Regions from separate parts of the Mus musculus genome. Here region 2 is linked to region 1. The links are chromatin loops, found by intact Hi-C in ENCODE. Cell type or tissue: left cerebral cortex. All regions are shown on one strand. Each heading gives the region's core, and the rest is flanking DNA. Links, peaks and the distances in the headings are about the cores only.

Region 1 (8,205 bases), core at 2,086-7,085:
AATAACCAGTTGGAAGTGGATAACTTCAGATTGATTTATGAACTGGCAAAGTATTTCTGATTTCTTTTAAAAGGAACAAAACAGAACAAAACCCCAAAGCCCTCTTTCGGTCAAAATGGTCCGTAGGTGATGGAGCCTGGCTTCCTAGCCCTGTGCTTGCCAACTCTGCACTGCCCCAAAACATACAGAAATGCATGATTAAAACTAGAATCAAAATCTCCAGTTGCCTTCAGCAAACCACAGCACAGGATAGCGGAGCGGTGCCAGCTTGCAGTATAAGTATAGTTAGTTACTTGGCGCCTGCTAAAAGTACTGCCCCCTTCCTGTTTAATAATTAATTCAACTTTAAAGCCCCAAGGATCTGGACTCAGTACCCGATTCACAAAGCAGTACAGAAACAAAATGCTTCCAGAACTGGAGGGGGAATAGAGGAAGAAAGAATCTAACATTTCAAGAAATATCACCACATGGGGCCACCAAGCTTGGGGGTGTGTGTGTGTGTGGAAAGAACTGGGGTAGAGAAATATTTTTTAAAAAGCACAAAAGTGAGGTTATTCACGGCCACTGGCACCAGGAATGGGAGTGGTACACTGAGCTGGAAGCCATCCATTTGGGAAGCAGGCCTGCTGCCTTCAGACTGGTGGGGACCCAAAGGGTAATGGGCTCAGTCTCTGGAAAAGGAGAGACCCAGCCTCTTCTCATTAGTGGGCTCTGCTCATTAGTGGGAGCACTGTGCTAGAAAAGGCACCAAAGGTTGATAGAAGCCCTTCACTGGCCTTGTCTTCCACCCTACACCTGCTCTCAGATACACAATTCTCCCTCCAGGGCCATGGCCAGAGCACTCCTGAGGAGAAGGGTGAACACACACACACACACACACACACACACACACACACACACACTCATACACAAACATACTCACATTCATACTCACACACTCCCTCACACACTCACACATACACACATTCACCATACACACATTTACATACTCATACACATACAGGCTCACACACACTTATACACATACTTGCACACATACACACTCACTCACACACACACACACACACACACACACACAAGCACTCTCACACACAGAGGAAGGCTTGCTGAGCATAAGTGTACTGTGCATTGAGAACAATAAAGAAACCCAGGCGAGTTCCTGGAAGTAACTATGCAGCCACAGAAGTTAGCATCCAGAACAGCATCCGGTAACTGAGCCAAGGAGCCAGGCAGCTAGTGGGGCCTTGTGTTATGCTTTGTGATTCTTATAAATCATTTACTTCCCTTCAGCTGCATAGAAAGTAAAATACTGTAGATGCCAAAACCAGGTAGATACTTCCAGCCTAGCCCCATGAAAACCCATCTCTGAAGAGGCAATCCTTTACCAAGCCCCAGGAACCTCCTATCATATCCTAGGAAGTCTAAATATTGCCATGCATTGCCCAGAGATGGTTTATAGAAACAGACTAATTAATTTTCAAATTTTAAAAGATGTATTTATTTTATATGTCTTGAGTGCTTTGTCTGTATGTGTGTATATGTACCGTATACATGCCTAGTTTCATGGAGTTCAGAGGAGAGTATCAGGTCCCCTGGAATTGGAGTTAGGAATGTTTACGAATCACCCGTAGGTGATGAGATTTGAACCTGGGTTCTCTGCAAGAGCAACACATGCTCTTAACCACTGAGCCATCTCCCCAGCCCTTGCAACAGATTTATTAAATTAAAGGAAGACTAGGTGACCAACAACCAGAGGAAAGCTATTTAAACACCAAACTGTGTTTACTTTCTGCTTGTTATAAAGAAGACAGGACATAGAGAGCTCATATGCATCCTTTGAGATCGTAGCTGGAAATGGTTGTGACCAACCAATAATGGGGTTTTGCCTTACCCTTAAAAGGGATGCTTTACAATTGTCAAGACTATATAAATTTTCTTTGTGTTTACTTTATTTATCAATTTGTCCACTCCCTTCCTCACCTCATATTGTTGTTGATACCTTAGAGAGGAAGCTGGTCTCTTTAAAAAAAAAAATAAGATTTTTGATTCCTCCTAAATGGCCCCTTAAAACTCTGCCAAACTGAACTTTAAAACTCCATTTTCAGTTATTACACAATTTCTCTATTTTTGAGTCAGGAGCTGTGTGGTTGCTATTTTTTGACTTTTCAATTTCAAGCTCATACCTTAAATATCCTCCTCCTCTTCTTCCTCATCCTCCCTTTCTTCCTCCTCCTCTACCTCCTCCTTTTCTTCTAAGCTCACAGAGGGTTTAGTCATTGAGGAACTTGGTCTCACAAAAGTTACCCAGCTTCTACAGAACTCGGTTTTCTGACCTGTGAAAATTGGATAGTTTTCTGGATGTGTGTCCACTGGGCAGTAAGCTCAAGTTCAGAGCAGTGAAGGTCTACCCTTTCTTCTTCGGCCATGACTCTCTCAAAGGCTTACTTTGGAGAAAGTAATGTTTTAACCTACCTGATAAGTCATGATATCTTCTCAGCTCCCTTTCCCTTTAAAAAAAAAAAATCTGTGAGCTTTTAAGAATAGCAATAGAATCCCCATAAAACCATCGCAGTCCCCAACCACACAGTGAGCTGCCTAGATTTTGAAGCAGATCCTTTTTAGAGTAACAAATCCCTTTGTGATTAGAATAATTACCTATCATCTTAGAGAGAGAGAGATATCAGATATTTCTATGAAGCCATGTGCCATGTGGTAAGGACCCTGGGCACTGAGCCATGTTGGCTCCAGGTGGGTCCTGCACACACAGCAAAGGCTGACAAGTCACACTCATGGTCCAAATCTCAGGCATCAGAGTCTGTAGGAAGGAGGCCTTCCATCCTGGCTCTGTCCAGGTATACCTGCCAGATGCAGCAATAGGGGCATTTTAAGAAGACCATTGTAAATTAGTGGGAGGAAGACTCTCAGACACAGCTTCCAAATCACCCAGGAGACAGTAAAGCGCTGAAAGAGCCAATGAACGAAATGAGCCAGCAGTGCATGTACCCTGGGCAGCTCCGCAAACTGTGGCTCCGACACCAACCAGGCTGGTGCTCACATCACAGACCTCTCTCGCAAGGCTGACTGTTCTTGCTCATGTGGGTCACGTGGTGCAGTCTATAGAGAATTGGAAACACTGGGTAATTTGGAAGGTAAACATTTTGAGACACACAAGTGCCCTGAAACAGAGAAAAGATGTGACCCTATAATTAACAGAGTGGGCACCAAGTTTCATTCCAGGGTAGCTGGTTTATTTGCTTGAAGACGTGCACCCTGTTTAAAATCCACCCATACATGGTTAAAACACAATGCACATCTCTAAAATTATTGTACAAAACAGAACATTAAGGAGGAAAGGACTCTGTCTCTCTCCTGCCTTTCTAAGCCCCTACCTGCTGTTGGTTTTAAAGGTAGTATCCTTTGCTCTGGGAGTGAGCATGGGTGCAGCAGGCTGGAGGAGTGGAGTTTTTACCCCAGTTTATCTTATAAAAGTGAACATTTCAACCAGAATGGTTGCCTCCAATATAACAAGTGTATATGTGTAAAGCTCTTGGTGGGTAGGATTCTTGCATTCACTTTGTCTGCAGCCATTATTACTAAGTCATGAACTGCATTTAACACAAGAGCCTGCAACAGGTATTATTACACAGCTAGTTATTACAATTACACAGCTAGCTTGCCCAAACTGGACATCTTGCTCTAGATTAATTTTCTAGAATTGCCATGGATACAGAGAGGGGTTGGAAGAAGATCAGGGTGTTCTCAAGATTACTCTCACCTGAGGCCTTACCTGTGTCCAATGCCTTCTCCCACAACTTCCTAGCTATAAATTCCCACCTTTCTGTGCATGGTGATGTCACCACCTCCTCTTCTTAACGGAAACCAGTCATAGTGGATGTGACCCCCACACCAGTGACCTTGACCTAGGTGTAAACCCTCCTTAAAGGCTCTTTCCCAGGTGCAGTTAGGGACTCAGAGTGGGTGCAGTGAAGACCATGAATGCCTCTGTGTCAGGAAAAACATGGTTTTTCATTAGCATTTAGGAATGACAGTTACTCAGCTTCGCACAGCTGGGTGTATAAATGAATGAATAGGGAAGCAGACACCACCTAGACCCTTTGCTTATCTTCCCTAAGGCAACCCTCCGTGTTCTCTAACAGGCTCCTGGTGGAACCAGACTCTTCTAGGCTAAGTTAGCACAAAGGAATTTTATCATAATCTACTTGGGGGTTCATTCAACTCAGGAAGCTTTGATAACAGAAACTAGTTGAGGTCTGCTTAAATTGAGGTTTGTCCAAGCCAGGGAGGAAACTGACAAGCTACCTTGGTCTTTCGATGAGAAGACCCCACACTGAAAGGTGTAATCTACCTCTTAAATAGGAGAACATGGATATTTCATAAGCTCTATGAGTTCTATACCCAGCCTCCAAAAGGGCTGACAGATGTGCCCCCTCCCTCTGGAATCTTCCCTTTAATGTCTTGTTTGTGGTAGCCTGGAAGTCTTCTTGTGGCGTTATTATATCACCCCTGAAACTGTGCGGTAGAGGGATGGATTGATTATCCTACATCTAGTTTAAGGTTTTAAAGATCTTATTTTAACTCAACAATAACTTTACACTCATGTTCATGCTCCTTTCCAATGTTCCTCCGTTAAGTTCTTGTAGACGCTCCTTTGGGGATTTAATAAAGGTGTCAGCTCAAGGAACATCTTGAACAGCATATAATTTCATCAGATATTGGTCACCACATTGCTTGAGCATGAAGCTTTTAAAGAAAATTAAAGTGAAGGAAAAAAAAGGTCTGGTATTGGTTATTAACTCTGCCTCAGGGTGACTTCTCTTCAGGGGCGATTAAATATCAGCTCTGGGCTGTTAGGTTTAGTGGCTTTGCTTGTAGATGGCACATTCTACTTCAAGGACAACCTCAACTCAAGATGCTGGGATGTTCGACAGTGGTGCTGAGGCAGCCTCTGCAAAGCCAGCTTGGTATGAAACGGAAGATGTGACCATCTCTCTATGCTCTGACCTTTCTTCCTTAAGAAACAACTTTTGCATTACCAGGTAAATGCCCTTTCCATGGGATTTCCGTGGAACGCTGGGGACATCCTGTGGTCAGTATGGCTTAAGGCAGCGATTCTCAGCCAGGCTCTCAGGGAATAAAGAGGTCTCCCCTGAAAAAAATCCCAGCTTGTCTTGCAAGACCAAAAATAAAAAGAGAAAAAGAATGAGAGGAAGGAAGGAAGGAAAGAAGGAAGGAAGAAATAAAGAGCAAAGAGAAATACCACTCTGTTGTTTCTACAATAGAAACATCACTTTTGTGAGCAATGAGATTTTTTTTTTCAGTGAATGTGAACAGCGTAAAACCTACTGGCAACAGTTTAACTGAGATCAAATGAGGCCTCACAAGCTTGGAGGAGGAGGGCCATGTTGCTAGGTGTTGCTCTTCAGCCCTACCTGCTTCCTATGATCTGCTGTTTGCAGGGTAGCTGTACTCTGGCTCAACTTCTTGTCCTCCCAGGAAGCGGGCTTCTGTGAAAGCACCCAGCGTGGCTTAACGGGAAAACAGTGGGTATTTTGGCAGCTTTACACCACAGATAGTGCCCCAGTGGCACGAAATTGAAGCCGTTTAGCTGTAAATGTGATATCGCACTTGACGATTTCCCTTGGCAAAGCTCTGGGCCGCCCACATTGAATAGAGGCAGAGAAATGGAACTTGGGTGAAAAGCCAGCCACAGGAGAAGCGGACCGAAGGGGCTCATAAACGCATTCGTCCATCATTTACCGTCCGAACGCCACTCTCCACTCAGGCTACCAGGAGCAGGCAGCCCCACTTATGCGACGGGGAGCAGGCAGTGAAGTTGCTGTTGTTCTTCTGTTTATTAAAAACGGATGGGAGCACTTGACAGAAAAATCAAACTTCTGGCCATGGCTCATTAATCCCTGTTGTGTCTGTCAAGGGGATGTGTTCTGAGTTCCAATAAGCCTGGAGAAGTAAGTTTGCTTCTAAGCTTGGGCATTTTCTCTAAGTTTGAATGGAGAAAAAGACACGCCAGTCACCTCCAAGGAGAGATAGACTCTGAACCTGTTTTTAGACCTACCTAAGTGCAATTCCGTATAAGTGACTTGGTTTAAGTGAAAAGCGATCGTCATTAATAATTTTATTGTTGATATCTGACATAGTGTCCCTTGAGGAGAGGTAGAGTCTGCTAGCATAACTTTTCCAGGATTTAACGTTTATACAGCTCTCCAGCTCTTGCAGACATATCTTAGAGGGATACCCTGGTAGACTGTTTGGATGTGCCTGAAGTCAATCAGACAAGTATAGCCCTCTATCAAATACTTACTCCTTAGCTTCTTGCCCAATTATAGGGAAAAGACCATCCTCAACTCAGACTGATTACAGCAACCCAGAAGACAGAGACAGCATCTCCTGGCCCCTTTCTTTAGAACAATTACTGTTTGTGAGGAAATCGAGATGTCAAACTCTTCGCTTTGGCTTCTGGTATAGTTACAGTTAATATTAGGGCCAGAGGAAAGGCACGTTTTCCGGCTCATTTAGGGGTTGTGCGACTCATGTTCCTGAGATTCCCAAAGCAGCCCTTCGTTCCTTTTGTGTGACAGTGTATAGGATCCTTAGCACACTCCTTATAGAGGTACATAAGGATTTGGTGAAATGATGAGTGTAAATGGAATAAACCCAGCGTGTGTCCTGTCAGACGCACACAGGAAGTTCCTCTTGCCATAGCTGTTAGGATGATTCCACGTTGCCATCCATCTTCCACGAGAGAAGTGTCTGCTGGAAACTGCAGCCTTTCTCCCACAGTGTTCCCAAGCTGTCTGCCAGGAGAGCGCTGGGAAGGGAAGGCATCTGCAGAAGGCTCCTGCCAGGCCTGCTCACTGGTTGGATGGCGATTGAACTCATAATTCTGGACTCCATTCTGGTCTGGCTGCTGTGACTGATACAGAGAAGTTTGAAATCTTGGCTCTGCACTCAATAAGCATAAATCTCACCCACATTAGCGCTGATGGGAAACTCTCGGTGTAGGCTAGATATCTTAAGTCAGGGGCTTTAAAGTTAAAGTAGGCAAAAACCCCAAAGGAAGCTTAAGGCTGAGGGGGCAACAGCTCAGAAGGGAGCAGGAGACGGAACCAAGCACCTGCTACGTATTTGGGTTCACCCTCAGGGCTGCAGATTAGCTGAGCTGTGCCTCCCAGCATTTCTGTGTGCATAACTGGTTCTTGTTTAGAAACTCGCATGGTGGGTCATTTTTCTTTCTGTACCTCTAGAGAATTGAAACCACATCTCCCGAGTATGGAGCACAGTTCAGCTAGAAGCCAGAAACACAGATTATCTTGTCTTCCTATAAGACCCAAACTCCGATCAATTCTTCTGGAAACGTTCACTGAGCACCCTTGGTGGTGGGTATAAGCCAGAGCTAGCAGGAGCTAGTCGGGAAGCCTGGCTTCTCCAGTGGCAAACCTGTGTGTCAGGCTGCAAGGAGCTCGGATGCTTATCCGGCCCTAGGTAAAGTAACAGATTTTTTTTTAAGACAGCAGTGACTTGCATTTGTGTAGAGTGCATGCCCCACGGTCCACGTGCTGCGGGCTAGGTGGGTAGGACTGTAGAATCACAATGATAAATCTCTCAAGTGGAGCCTATAATGCGAGGCAGTTAGGATAGGACACAGCAGCACTGTGAAGCAGTACTGGTTATCCCAGGAGGGAGTTAATTCTCTAGAAAGCAGGCTGCTATAAAGCAAGGTCACACATGTACCTTTTCCTTTCTCTACAAGATTCCAACGAAGCCAGGGCATTTGCTAGCAGCCAAATAGATAGAAACACCTGATCGTGGACTTTCACCCTTCAAAGGTGTAAACTGAGTAGGTCTCTTTTTTTTTAAAACAAGTTACCCAGTATCAAACACTGCTATAATAACACAAATGCATGTTAAAAGCCACCAAAGCAAGACAGAGCTCACTTGAGGACAGTCAGGAGAGCTTTTGGAACTGTGAGAGTTCCTTTTAACTGGACGCTGGAGGGCTGTTAGTGTGATAGAAATTCCCTACTGCAGCACATTTTGAATGGGGGGGGGTGGGTCACATAGCTGAGCACCGGGGTCAGTGGTCAACACACTATGGCATATATGTGGGAGGAGTCAACTTATAAAGAAGCCTCTAGAAATCTCGTCTTGGGACGGACATAGTGTTTC
Region 2 (8,205 bases), core at 2,065-7,064, 960 kb before region 1:
TATGGTTTTGATACACGGGTACATAAAATACAGGTTGTTTACACTCAAGTTGCCCTGTAATTAGTCCTTAAAACAATACAGTTATGTAGTACTTTTTAACAAGGACAATTTTTACACAAAATTTAATCCCAAATATTCGACTAAAAAGGCATATACAGTGTGGTTTAGGAAATAAAAGTGTGTATATGCACACATACAGAGGGGGGGGGGGAATCTATTGTTAAGACTGGAAAGAGAGATTGTAGTTGGTTTCTGTTTGCTTTTGACTCCTCTGACTTTTGCCCATTGTCTAGAGGGAACAAGTACTATATTCTATATTCAAGAGAAGTAGTTTTGTGTCTTGCCATTGTGGAAGAGATCACTATACTGTGCTTGACACCGCTGTGAGAGTGCTCCTGATCGTCCCCATACATATAGTACACCATATAGTTGGGACACCTCATACCCATTCTGCATCAGTGGAGTCAACCTGATATAGATCACAATATTCCCAAACTTATCTATACCAATTATGCAAAGAATTGTTTCTTGTCTTTATTTCTCAAGCTATATGGATTGACATCTCTTTTGACATATAGATTGTAATGTATATATATATTTACAAATAATGCAGAGACTATTTAAAATATACAGGATATGCATAGGCTCTATGTAATATTTACCTGCTTTTTATAAGGGACCAAAACATGGGTTTTTGTACTGATTGGCTGTCCTGTTAACCAATCTAGCAGATACCAAGGGGCAACCATGTTGCCTTGAGAACTGGAGCAATCCTTACCTGTGCAAAACATATAAAATATGATAATATTCACACTGAGTAGACACTGCTGCTATTTTTAAATTTATTATATTTTACTCTTAAATTGTATGGAAATAATGACTACTATAGAGACAAACACAATGTCTACTGCAGTTCCAAATAGAGAATTTGAAAGCTTGGAAGCCGCCAAATCTTTAGGAGTGTTTAAGGTCGGCAGTCCATTATGTGAGAGTGTGGGCAGAGAGGGCAAACTTTGCAGATCAAATTGTTAAAGCTCATTCAGTCATATGGCGATCCATTTCTTCACACAACTCTGGTAAGAATACACACTGATATGAGGACTGTCTTACCCATGCCCATGGTTGAAGTACACACCACTGGAGAACTGTAGCCTTGCAAGCCATCATCTACCCTTAGTTAGTCACACAAAACCCATTCATATCTATGGTCACTGAGATTAGTGCCATATTCAGTGACTGCCCTTGTAAGTGTCACAGTCGCATACCATCCGGGTTACCTTGGATAGTTACCTAGCTGTTGTATTTTCAAGCCAGGGGAATATACACTATATGATATTTTCAGACTGGTTATTTTGAGGATTGTGGTTGCATTTAAGATGTATCCATAATTTTTATGGCTTACAGGCTCATTAATGTCAATAAAGGGTAAAAGTATTTCATTCTATGTATGTAACACAATTTGAATGAAAATAGTATAAAACTTTTGTGTGGACAATCTTGCAAATCCTATGGGTAAGTAACTATGAACTCAGTTGCTGGTTCTATAGAAGAACTATTTGAGTTTTAAGGAATTGACTAATGTAAGTTCTAAACAGCTTTACTCCTTGCAGCCCCTCAGAGAAGGCTGGACAGGTCACAGACTCGCTGCTATTTAAGAGTTTTGGTTAAAGCATTGGGATGATCAATAAAGTGTTGTTACATCTGCAGTTCTCCATGAATACAGATAGCATGTGAATCTGCATAGGAATATTCACTATTATATAATATCCATACATTGTATTAATTATATTCACTATATATGACTGTTCTGAGTTTTGCATCTTTTTTTAACGTGGAGTTTTAAGACTCCTTTATTTTAGAACTATATTTTATCAGTTTTTAAAAAGAACATGGTCATTGAGAATATGGTTTTCTGAATCTTAGTGTCTGTTATTGAAGTTGGGGTATTAATTTTAGTGATGTCATCTTTTTGTGGAGTATGGTTTTTGAGCTTTAATGTCTCATAGAGACTTTTTTCCTTTTTGTCTCCTGGAAAGTGTATAGTTTTATATTTTATGTGGTAAAAAGGAAGGTATACACAGACCACTCCTTTAACAAAAATCTGTTTCATTGATCTGCCTCATTTAAAAAATGAGTTGGATGTCCAGTGACTTCAAAATTTGGTAAAAACATAAAATTCCTTTTTTTTTCTTTGTCAAGATTCGTTGATTATGTGTGTGGAAGTCTATGTGGTCAAGTATCAGCTGATTACATTTGTGAGGTCTGTTTCCAAGCCCCCAACTCTCTATCACATCTATAGATTTGCAAATACCCTACTGTCTCAATACTCTATTGGTTCTAAGCTTTAAATTTTGAGCATACACTTTACAATCAGTTTGTTGATGCCTATGGTTGGATTGGTTCAGGCAGCCTGCTCTCTTCTGATCAATATTGGCTGGTGAACTTGCACTTTGACTTTCTGAGGGTTTTTGATTCATCTCTTCCAACAGATTGTGGTAGCTATGGTCATATTTACTTTTGTACGTATTTTGCTATATTTATATGTAAAAGTTTACATGTCCTTTGTTTTGTGTCATGCTAGAGAAGGCTTTTATTTCTTAATTTTTAACTTTTTCTGTGCTGATGTCCAGGGGAACAATTGTTATTTTTATATTATAAAAATATTATATTCTATGCGGCAGCCCTACTAACACTTCTTATTAGTTCTCAAAGTACTTTTCAAAATTAAGAAAAAAATGAAAGATTTTCTTACATGTATAAGTGTTTTGCCTCCACATATGTTGCGTATTGTGTGTATTTCTGGTGCCCAGAAAATTCAGAAGAAAGATAAATTCTTTGAAACTGGATTTTCAGGCAGTCATGAGATACACTGTGGGTGCTAGGAACCAAAAGGTGCTCTTTAATGCTGAAACATCTCTTTAGACACTCATTTTTAATTTTAAATCTAGTCTTGGGGATTTTTCATGAAGACAGCTAAAGCATTTATGAATAAACACAATGCTGTTTATTTATTCTACTCTGTATTTGTCTTCTTTGACTGTCTTAGTGAACTATCTAAAATTTTAGGTGACTGTTGAATAACAGCAGCAAGGAAATGGCATCACTAGCTTCCTTCAGGTTTCAGAAGCAACGTGCCCAGTTTCTTGCTGTTATTTTGATACTTGCTATATGGTTCAGCAAGAGTAAATGCTCTTCCCCAAGTAGAAGAGAGTTCTAGTACTCATTGTGGTTCAGATTTTTTCATAGAGGGGTGTGAGTTTTCTTCAAACACTTTTTCTCTAGTTACTGTACTTTTAAACTTAGTTTCATTTTTAATTTGAAATTCAGAAACTAGAAAGATTTTTTTTCAGATGGCAAGGGCACTACCCTACTCTGTAACTATTTCTAGAAATCATCAGTCTTTCACAGATCTGTATGAATGATTCGCTACTTCTGCTTACAAGCCATTTTGGGGGGTGGGACGGGGAGAGCATATTTAATTTCCTTCTCCACAAAGCAGCTTAAATGCTATGACTCTGGAAAGAAAGAGGGATGCACTGGAGTAGTAAGAAGAACATCTCTGCTATAGGACTGATGGGTCTGTCACCATGACTATTATGACTCATAACATTTCACTCAGTATTAGTAACTTTAGGGTATGTATGGTACCTTTGGATAGTTGTTTTAATTGTCATACAGAACTCAACAGCAAAGCCAGAGGGTGAAAAATAAGATAGTTAATTAAACACAAAAACATCCCCTCAGGTACAGAACAAGAGATGGGAAAGTGCCCAAGACAAAAGTATAGTTAACTATCTGCCCAGATCTGTCTCTCAGTTCATCCTTGTTGCCACCCTCTTGACTCACACCAAAGGCATTTATTTTGACCTCCAATCACAGGAAAGGTGGACGTTTCTAATTCTATGTAGCCCTCTTACCCTTCACCGCCAAGAATGAAAAGCATGTCTAGGTTCCTAGCTAACATAGAGGACACAGTGTTGTTGCTCCAAGATGAGCCAAAAAGAAGAAAGGGATCAAAGCCTGACTTGACATGTATTAAGAAATTGCTCACATGTGGCAAACCTCTAATTCATACGACTTGTTTCCACGTTGGTTCGTATGTATGTGCATGCATATTTGTTTGTGTGTTTTGTGGTTTTGAATGTGTGGTTGAATCCCATGCCTTCAGGAATAGCCTCTAAGACTCAAAATATAGCAAGCCAAACAAGGATCTAGGGATTCTCTGGATGATGTTGGATGGTGAAAGTGGAGGAAGCTTTTTTTACATTTTCAGAAGCAAGTCACAGTTTGGCAGAGTTCATTATTTTTTTTATAACTCTACTAAATTGTAGTTTAGCTTGCTTCTACTTATAGTGGGAAAGGAAGAATGAATTTCTGAAGGAAAAAAGAACTGCCATCTGGGCTCAGCTATGACCCAGTCAGAGTGGTGCCGCCCTGTGTAAGATTCATAAGACCCTTGTAATTGCAGTTGTTGTCCTGAAACAAAGCCTCGAGGGATGCATGCTATCCATGGACTCTAAATGACGGCAAACAAACAGATTGCACAGTGGTCATCAGTGGGAGAGGCTGAAACGAAATCACACATGCCCTTCCTATATAAGCCCGTAATTGTCTACAGTGATGAAAAGCAGGTCTGCAGATCCACCATCCTTCCTACCATCTAAACATTCCATCAGCCATCCCAAAACATTCTGCCTAGTCTACTGAAATTAGAGAGGAAGGAAAATTAAATTTCTTACACCCCTGATCAATTTAGTAATTAGCACCCCAATAAAAAAAAGAATTAAGGTCCTGGTTCTGGCATGGAAAACCCTGGCATTGCCTTAGAAAGATAAAAGATTAGTTTGCCCACAATGTTTATAAGTGAACAATTTCAAATGATTTAAAATTAAATATTGGCTAGTGTGTATATGTGTGTGTGTTTGTGTGTATCTTTGTGTGTGTCTGTGTGTTTGTGTATCTGTGTGTGACTGTGTCTGTGTGTGTCTCTGTATGTATTAAACTACTTGTCTGCATCTGAGAGTTCATTCCACAAGCAAGTGGCTGAGCTGGGATAAATCAACCACCTCTCTGGGGTTTTAAGTATTTTCTTCCACTTAAGCCTTGAGTCCTTATTTCACCTGCATTGTAGGATCACTGGAGATTTTTAAGAAATAATCATGAGATTGCTCAAACCACTTCCTACACGGCAATGCATTATTATACATTTTAAAATGTAGAACCTAAGTTTTCTACTATTTCCATTACTACAAAATTCTTATGCTGTCCTTCATGTCCCACACTCTTTTCTTAGCATTCAAAAAATTCTGCCCTATCCTTTATAATTTCTTCCTAAATTCTTGCCCGGAGTTGATTTCCATTTTGGGGGGTAAATTGAGGTTTGGGTAATCTGTAGCCATACTGATTCAGGTGGATTTTCTTTGGAGAAGTTAAAGCTTTACTTTGTAACAGGCTACTTCCACATTTGAAGACTCATGCATAGGTAGAAATAGGGAGGTCACCTTCCAGGAATAAACAGGAGGGAAAAAAAAAGAAAGAAAGAAAGAAAAAGCTCTGTTTTCAACTTTGATAGAGACAAAAAAGAAATCTCAAAATTGTCTTTCTTAGGAGATTTATACAGCCCACATGTGAGAGCACAGTGGGCTGTATTCCTAACCTAAGAGGTTGAGGCAGAAAGACTGCTATGAGTGTGGGGGCAGCCTAGGGTAGACACTGAGTGTCAGCTAGGGCAACATAAAGATGTCACACAAAGTTTTCTTCCAACAAAACTCAAGTCTTAATCAGTGCATCCTAAGCTTTTTAAACTGGTTTTATGTTCTTCCTTCATATTCAATAGTATCACAGAATTAAATGGCAGCGACTATAACCTTATCTTTAAGATAGTTTTAAAGAGCTGTGTCAAGAGGTGTTCGCTCTTACGGGACGCATGCTAGCATGAAAACTACAAATAAAATGCCAGGAAACAGTTCCTAATTGTTCTCCAATTAGTTAATGATTTCTATGCTAACATCCTTAATTTTTTCTTCTAGAAATTCAGATAAGTTAAAAACAATGAAGGTCAAATTATTTGCACAAATATTGATGAAGCTAATTCCATTCTGAGCTGAAATCCTCCTCAACATTCACGTATAACGTCTAGTCAAAGCTACTCTGCAAAATGCAGCATCCTGAGTGTTGTGTGAGGCAGGGTTAGGGCTTGGTGTTCGGCATGGCAGTTAAAAACCATATGGAAACAAAGAGATTTGCATTTACACCAGATCCGTGCATGCAGTGTCTGCATTTGGCTGTTCAGGCATAGACATGCACACACTCACATAAGCATACCCATACCGCCCTATCCCTGGGATACATGGAGCCTTCTAGTATTAACTGTTATTTAATGAACACTTTCTGAATGCACTGCATGCAATTACTGTGGTACTGTTTTTCCCATTTCTGTAAACACCAACAGCATGCTCTGAGCCCTGAGCAATGACTTAACCATACATAGAGGCATGTAATCTTCAGTCAAAAGCCTGGCAAACATGCTAAGCCTAGGGAAATGAGACAAAGAAGGGACACTGGGCAGAAATTAGGACCACAGAATGTCACAGAATCTGTTTCAATCGTCTTCGGTTCTTTATTGTGATTCAGCATTCGCTGTAGACAAAAGAAATACATCAGTGGTGGAAATTGAGGACAATGCAGAAATATAAAACGTGGAAAGGGAATGCCTTATGCTAGGCATGGAGGAACAATCTGTCTTGCAGCAGGACACACGAGGACAAGTGTAGACACTGAGAGGTGAGGGTACATCAAGCAAAGGATCCCAGATCCTGAAAATGAGTCTGGAGTAGCTTAGAACTGGATGGATATAAGTCAGAAGAACCAGAGTTATGACTGAACAGCAGGGACCTTCAAGCTGAAGCGCTTCCGTCAAGGTATTCATACTCAAAGGTGACGCCCACATAACTTCTCGTGCATTTAAAGACTCATTTTATATGTTCTTAATATCATATGACCTTCCAGAGGGGCTACTTTACCCCAGAGCAGTATCTGTGTTCATTGAAGCTGAAACTGTCTAGTAAATACATCCCAGACAACCAGAGCCCATTTGCCCCATCCCCATTCTTCTATATTCATCATAAAATACCACTGCATGTGGTAACTTCTACCTCTGCTTTTGAAGGTCTATGGCATTTGCCTTCCCTCCCCTTAAAACAGCAACAAAGTAGCAAAAATCAAAGCTATCAACAAGTCGCAGAAGGTTACAAAGTAATCCCCCACCCAAAACAAACAAACAAAACAAAACAACACAAAACGGTGTTCTACCTAACTTTCAGCCTGCTCTTTTTGAAAAGACTTCACACTTTCTTGCAAGGTTAAAGCACAGATTCATATTCAAATGTATATTACCAACTCAAAGTGATGGCCCAAAGTAGATCACAACATCACAGGCAAAGTCTACTTCATCCAGGCCATGTTATGACCACTGAGTTGAGTCTCTTTGCACAAGGAGGACAACTGTGGTCTTATGAGAGGGCACCAGGGGCTCTGGAGGACAGAGTAGTTGCACGGGCAGGCACAGCAGCTCTTGGCTCATTTCACATGAGGGATGCAAGACTCTGGGCTGTGAAGTGTGACACTAAAATTGTCTTGTGGTCATTTGGCAAGATAAGTGGGTTCAGCCATGTCGGTTCTTCCAGTCTGGACATAGCTGCCCCTCCACTGACTGCTTCCAATAGTCAGAGCTGTTATGGCTTATGATGATCAGCCATGAAGGCTGTTCTCTGCTCCTTTAAGGTTCAAATATCTGTACATAGGTTCAAAGAACTTTGTTTGGATACTCTGTAGATAAAGTAGGGAAAACGTGAAGTATTACAAAAACGTTTGCTTTAAAACATAGATTCAATTTGTTTCTCTAAGATGCTAAGTAGGAGGGTTAGGAGATAAAGAAGTTTGGTAAAATGGCTACCATGGTGAGAAATACCTCCCATTTCACAGGCTCACCCATCGCCACTTTGGCAGGAGCAGATGTGTAAACCTTCAAACAAATCCTATGTGGGTGATGATCTTTAGGCTTCTTAATCCTGCTACGATGTTATGTCTTATCTTTACACCTACACATTCCCATGTCTTCCTGGCCCCAATGACCACTGCTTTATTCTCCAGGTGAATGCTTGCACATAAATATATTCCTGGGTGTGTATTTCATACACAAGTGAG

Evidence for each region. A loop is a pair of places that touch in the nucleus more often than their neighbours do. Peaks named below come from ENCODE experiments on the same cell type or tissue, not always from the same donor. Only the 100,000 strongest peaks of a DNase experiment are listed, where the experiment ranks them.
Region 2: a loop joins it to region 1, with 2.2 times the contacts of the local background. A loop is called at or near these places in 3 of 42 quality-filtered maps.

What each region holds. Positions count from the first base shown.
Region 1 is chr1:42,774,878-42,783,082 of GRCm38, forward strand. No RefSeq gene overlaps it. Among named protein-coding and RNA genes, the nearest start is that of Dalir, 28 kb to the left of the region's middle. In left cerebral cortex, for the core only: a CTCF peak has its summit at 5,104; DNase peaks (open chromatin) are centred at 5,075, 5,631 and 6,832.
Region 2 is chr1:41,816,675-41,824,879 of GRCm38, forward strand. All of the region lies in intron 1 of Gm29260 (a long non-coding RNA gene), which reads left to right. Among named protein-coding and RNA genes, the nearest start is that of Gm29260, 78 kb to the left of the region's middle. In left cerebral cortex, for the core only: no CTCF peak of the experiment used is centred there; DNase peaks (open chromatin) are centred at 3,942, 4,338 and 6,458.